Linked DNA regions of Homo sapiens: region 2 is linked to region 1. Evidence: chromatin contacts called from ENCODE Hi-C or POLR2A ChIA-PET data. All regions are on one chromosome and are shown on one strand. Each heading gives the region's core, a stretch centred on a gene start or an enhancer-like site at or near the end of the contact. The rest is flanking DNA. Distances are from core to core; before and after follow the strand shown. Region 1 overlaps MEF2A (myocyte enhancer factor 2A). Region 2 overlaps LOC105371019 (a long non-coding RNA gene).

Region 1 (2,700 bases), core at 191-2,690:
CCCTAAAATACCTCTTGAATCTCTTTGTGTCTCTAGTTCTGGTTAAACTAATGCAACAATAATGTTTGAGGTTTTCTCAATGTATACAATAATAGCAACAAGAGCCAAGCCTTACTGAGATTCTTCTATGTACTAGACATTTTCCTAAGCATGGACATGTCTTAACTCATTCAATCCTAATAGCAATCTATAATTATTACCTCCATTTTATAAATAGAGACACTGAGACACAGAAAAATTAAGCAATACGCCCAAGGTCACGTAGTAAGGGGCAGAGCTTGGGGTTATAAACTCAGGGAATCTGGTTCCAGCACTTCTGTTCTTCACAACACAGAATATCCTTAAAAACTTCTGATGACCTCCATACCAAACAATGAACTAATCTGGATAGCCCCAATCTGTCTTTTCAAATTCTTGCAAATTGCCCTAGCCTCCAGCCAAATCACTATTTGTCAATTCACAAAGCCACTATATACTTTCGTAAAAATATGCATTTAAATGAAACATTCCTTTGGCCATTTAATGAACACCTCCTTATCAGTCAAGATTCAGTTTGCACTTCCAGATGAAGTGAAAATCAATTTCCCTTGGTAGAATAAACCACAGCACCTTCGTGTGTGTGTGTATAAATTTTAAGTCTGCTTTCCTTCAAGACTTAAAAAATCTTTCAAGCGTTTTTTATTCCATTTATTCTGTGTAGTAGGATGACTGGAAATGATATAGTTTGTCATGTTCTGAATGATGGCTGTGTCATTTTAAAAACCTAGTGCTTTCAGACTTACATAATAAAAATACGAGGAGATGGGGGCATGAATGCTATAATACAACAGTCATAATAATACATTCCCATGGGAATTTTATGCAAGTATTTTCAATACTGTACATGTGTATCAATAAAACTTCAATTGTACTGTGCAAATCCAGTGTGTGATTAAATCTGGCTTTTGCTCAAAAGCTATAAGCCTTTCGTTTCTTATCATTTCCAGCACTAACATCAGCACAGCATTTCTTATTTATCTTCCCTCATTATTTTATTTCTTCATTGATACAAACAGTAGTTGATCATCTATTAACTGATAACCTATTAATTGTTCACCTACTTCTAATAAATGTACTTCCAAACACTGAACTATGCACAGAGGATAACATGGTCAGAAAAAAAAAAAAGGATATGATTCCTAATCTAGCAGAGTTCAGAGTCTAGTAGAAGAAAAAGACATTAATCAAACCATAATGCAAATGAGTTTGCATAATTCCAAACTAGAAAGTTCATTTATCTGAATTAAATTTATGGTTCAGGAAAGGCTCCCCTGAGGATGTGTCTCATACTCAAACTCGAGTATGAGATATACATATTAGGCAGGGAGAACAACATGTACAAAAGCCCCATGACAAAAGGGAACAGGAAACATTAGAGGAACTGAAAGATGGCTAGTCACTCGTGGGGCCCAATCAAACAGGCTGTGTTGTAGAATATTTCTTTTAACAGATCACATTGTATCCAATTCCCAATATAAACACTTGTACTGTAGTAGGCAAGAGAAATATTAATACATTTTACTACAGAGACAGTATCGCTAAGGCATGCAAGATATTTTAATGGCTGTAAGATGGATACAGTGTACTACCTTATATCACCTAAAAAATTCTTAATTCCAGAACATATTTGGGCATTTTTTGCTTTTGACAATGGTGGAGTAGTTTGCTTCAAACCAACCTTCCTTTGAGAACAACTAGAAAAGAAAAACACAAGATAATCTGTTTTATACACTAGAGAACTTTCAAAACTAGAGAATCTGCAGGGCGGAGATCTGGAAGAAATAGGTGAGACCAGTCTCTGGACTCATCTGCCTGTAGATTCCAAAACTACTGCCCGAGAGACTGAGAAAGTTAACAGAGCTTTCAAGAGACCTGTGGGCGGACATACAAAACTTGGATTTAGGGTCTGCCAAGGAGGAGCAGCCCTGGCAAACACATCAGGCATAGGGACAGACTCCAAAGAACTATACTCTAGGTATAAAGGTGAACTAGCAACAGACTAGCCCACGCAGGAAGAGAAGCACAGCTTTAAATCATCTCAATCCCTCATTCGATTAAGGCAATCCGGGCCAACTACTCTTATTGGCCTAGCTGCATACCAGTAGCAAAAGTAATTCTCAGCAGAAAGATAACATCATCTAGAAATTCACATTTTTTCACGTTTCATATAAATGTCTGGAAATCAAAATATAACCGGTCAAAACCCAACTGAAACCAAGATTTTTAAAATGGCAATAGAAACAGATTCACAGTAGATCCAGATAATGGTGTTATCAGAAAAAAGTTTAAAACAAGTTAAATGTTCAAGGAATTAAAAAGTAAAATGAAGAATTTTCATAAACAAAAAGTGGAAAACATGAAATCAAAAAATACAATTTTGAAAAAGAAGTGATGGATGGTTTTAATAATACTTTAGACACAGCTGAAGAAAGAATCAACCCAGAAGACAGGAAACAATAAAACACCTAGACTGAAGCACAAAAAGAGAATGAGAAATATAGAAAAGAATGAGAAATTACAGCACATGGAAAACGGATACAAAGTACATGTAACTGGAGTCTCAGAGGGGAGGAGAAAACATATAGGCAAGAAAAAAATATCTGAAGACATAATAGCTAAGAACTTTCAAAACTGACCAATGAGACATCGAGCCACAGATTC
Region 2 (2,844 bases), core at 250-2,749, 130 kb after region 1:
GGCATGAGCTACCATGCCTGGCCACTTTTTGATATAATGATTTATTTTCCTTTGGATAGTGTTTGTATTAATTTACATTTCCACCAATGGTACATACACATTCCCTTTTTTCTGCGTCCTCACCAACATCTGTGTTTTTTTGTCTTTTTACAGCCATTCTGACTGGTGTAAGATGATATCTCCTGGTTTTAAGTTGCATATAATTTACTTTTTAATTTTTTTTAATTTTAAATTACTCTTCTTCATATTGACCTACCTTTTTTTTTTTTTTTTTTTTCCTTTTTGAGACAGGGTGTCCTCTGTCACCCAGGCTGGCGTGCAGTGACACAATCACAGTTCACTGCAGTTTCCACTTCCCAGACTCAGATGATTCTCCTGCCTCAGCTTCCCAAGTAGCTGGGAGGCATGCACTACCATGCACAGCTAATTTTTGTATTTTTTGTAAAGACAGGGTTTTGCCGTGTTGACCAGGCTGATCTCAAATTCCTGGGCTCAAGCAATTGCCTACTTCAGTCTCCCGAAGTGCTGGGATTACAGGCATGAGCCACTGTCCCTGGCTGACCTGCCTTTTAATGTAAACTTATGTGTATTGCCATGAAATCACAGTTTTGAGGAATGATTTTTGTTTTAATACATCTTAAAATGAACATGTAACCATTAACATGAGAACTATATGTTGATAATAACTGTATGTTCCAACGGTGGTGTGGCATCATGTTCTAAGAAACACTGGCTTCAGGGCTTCTGAAGGAAACCATAGCCTGGACTGCCCAGACCCTGTTTTTTGGACTCTTTAATATGAGCAGCACTGATGCTTCTGCAGGAGCACTGGGGATTCTGGAATGGAGTCAGGGTGATTTTTGGACAATGTATTGACTGCAGCAAAGAGCACCTTCCTGTGCCCAGCAGGCTGCGTGAAAGCAGACTGCTCCTACCCAGTGCCAGGGCACCTAAGAGGGTGACGAATGGCAGTGGGCTGTCCCTCCAAAGCCGTGTCCAAAATGCTTTTTATGCTTGGCCACAAATTTTGTAAAAACCTATGCAGCGACTAGAGAGTAGGAAAAAAAATACCCAAATTCCCTGCTGACTCTGAGGTGCTTGTTTACAAAGTGAAACGTCCCTGGTGAATTGTTTCATTTACAATTAAATCTAACAATAAGCTATTGTGGCTAAATTAATTTCAAGCTAATTTCACAGGAACCCCATGTCCTGTATCAATTCTAAACAAAAGAGTGTGGTGTCGGGCAATATGACTCATTCTGAAGCCAGGCCTCCAGGAGGAGCTCCAGGAGGTTGATGAATAAATGCTAGGTTAAGAGAGCAATGCTCAGGTACCCTGCAGGCCAGGCACACTGCTGTGACGGGTTCTGGAAGCCCCTGTAGGTTGTGCCAGTCACGTACCAGAGACTGGCTTTCTACTGAGAGCACCAACCCCTGAGCAGCCCTTGACTGAGGCAGAGTTTTCCACTAGAACCTGGCCCGCTCTGACCACAGCCTGGAGGAGCCCGGTCCTGGCCACGAGTGTTTCTGCGTAGGGTCTTTAGTCCTATGGACACCTTGATGGGCCAAACACCTTCACAAATAGCATCCCACTTCATCCTCGCCCTGAGAAGTCCGCATGGGTCTCTCCTTTTTATGATGCAATAAGTAAGCTCAGAACCACCCCGAGTAATCATCTCAAAGCCATGTAAGAAGGAACTTTCAGAGCTAGGGTTTCCACCCAGACCTAGTGAGCCTGGTCCTTCTGTCCCTTCAGAGAAACAGTGGCCATAAAGATCCCCTACTCCATCTAGTTGGTCCCCCCCATCTCCCCACAGTGAAGATCTCTGAAGTTTATCTGGAAGCTTTTTCCTTTGAGTTTCAGATTTGACTCTGGTTCCCAATTTGGCTGATGTCAGTTACTCACATTTGAATGTGAGTGATTTTGAGAACAGACTTTGGGCCTCTCTGCTCTATGGTGGTGGGGGTGAGGAGGCCAAGGAAACCTCATCTCAGCCTCAGAAAGGGGAAGCTGAGGATGCCAGTGAGAAGCTTGGCAGGATACCTTTATTTTTAGGGGCAATGGCCACAGAGTCTTTTTCCTCATGCTGCTTTGTCAAAAGAACAGATCCGTGCACATCCCACCTTCTCTGGAACTAAGGCTCCAATGATGCATGAGTCTTCATTTTCACAAGCAATAAGCACCTGCCTGTGGGTGTTTTCAATTATGTTAGAGAATAATTCTTTCCTGGTTGGGCAACTGGTTTGGATTATTAAGATGACCTTCGAAAGAATTCACAGAGCGGGTCCTTCATAGGGTTTCTGAAGTGATGCATTTTAATTGAGATTGTTTCTGCAAAGGAAAAGATTAGGTCAGTGATACCACTCTCATGTTTCCTGTTTGCTCCCTGCCACTGTGGTCTCCTGTCTTGGCCTTCCCAAACGGGACAGGTTGTGTCTGAAGGCAAGAAGAGAACCATCGGTTGGAAAATCTGGAGTCCTGGGGAAGGAAGGCTGTGAGACGGTTTGCCTGTGTCAGGGCTTGGGGAGCATGACATTTGTGTACCTGAGCAGGATGTCATTTCCCGCTGAATAACCCGGGCACCTACCCAGCCTTTATTTTGGCCCCGACTGTGTGTTAAATGCAACCAATATCTCCTCTGAAAGCTCCTAAGAACAATCTGAATTGATGGGGCTGTTTTGTTTCCAGCCAAAGGATGCTGGTGGCATCAGCGAGGAAGGCAAACCCCGTGACCGTAAGAGCTGAACAAGGAGGCGGGAGCCATCTCTGCTGGCCAGGGTGATCGGTGCATTCAGGGGTGAGGAATGACAAGAGCAGTGCCCTGAAATATTTGTTTCTCTTCT

What was found. A loop is a pair of places that touch in the nucleus more often than their neighbours do. ChIA-PET counts read pairs that join two places held with the same protein, here RNA polymerase II (POLR2A). Pooled maps may share reads with other maps.
Region 2: a map with no recorded cell type shows a loop between it and region 1 (4-fold over the local background). The contact joins two enhancer-like sites. A Hi-C loop is called at or near these places in 2 of 168 maps with a recorded cell type or tissue (B cell and GM12878), 36 of 37 single-sample maps with no recorded cell type and 6 of 50 pooled maps. POLR2A ChIA-PET finds 5 or more read pairs at or near these places in 2 of 52 experiments (GM12878 and activated B cell).

The regions. Positions count from the first base shown.
Region 1 is chr15:99,630,116-99,632,815 of GRCh38, reverse strand. All of the region lies in intron 2 of MEF2A (myocyte enhancer factor 2A), which reads right to left. Among named protein-coding and RNA genes, the nearest start is that of MEF2A, 65 kb to the right of the region's middle. Within about 2 kb of position 1,440, at least 7 of the 41 ENCODE cell types and tissues checked have a DNase peak (open chromatin) inside an H3K27ac peak, as active enhancers do; they include B cell and GM12878, where a contact is called at or near this core.
Region 2 is chr15:99,503,371-99,506,214 of GRCh38, reverse strand. LOC105371019 (a long non-coding RNA gene) reads left to right here. Exons shown (of 3, transcript XR_001751710.2): 2 at 2,690-2,798. Among named protein-coding and RNA genes, the nearest start is that of MEF2A, 61 kb to the left of the region's middle. RefSeq lists an enhancer at 1,519-1,648. Within about 2 kb of position 1,499, at least 5 of the 41 ENCODE cell types and tissues checked have a DNase peak (open chromatin) inside an H3K27ac peak, as active enhancers do; they include B cell and GM12878, where a contact is called at or near this core.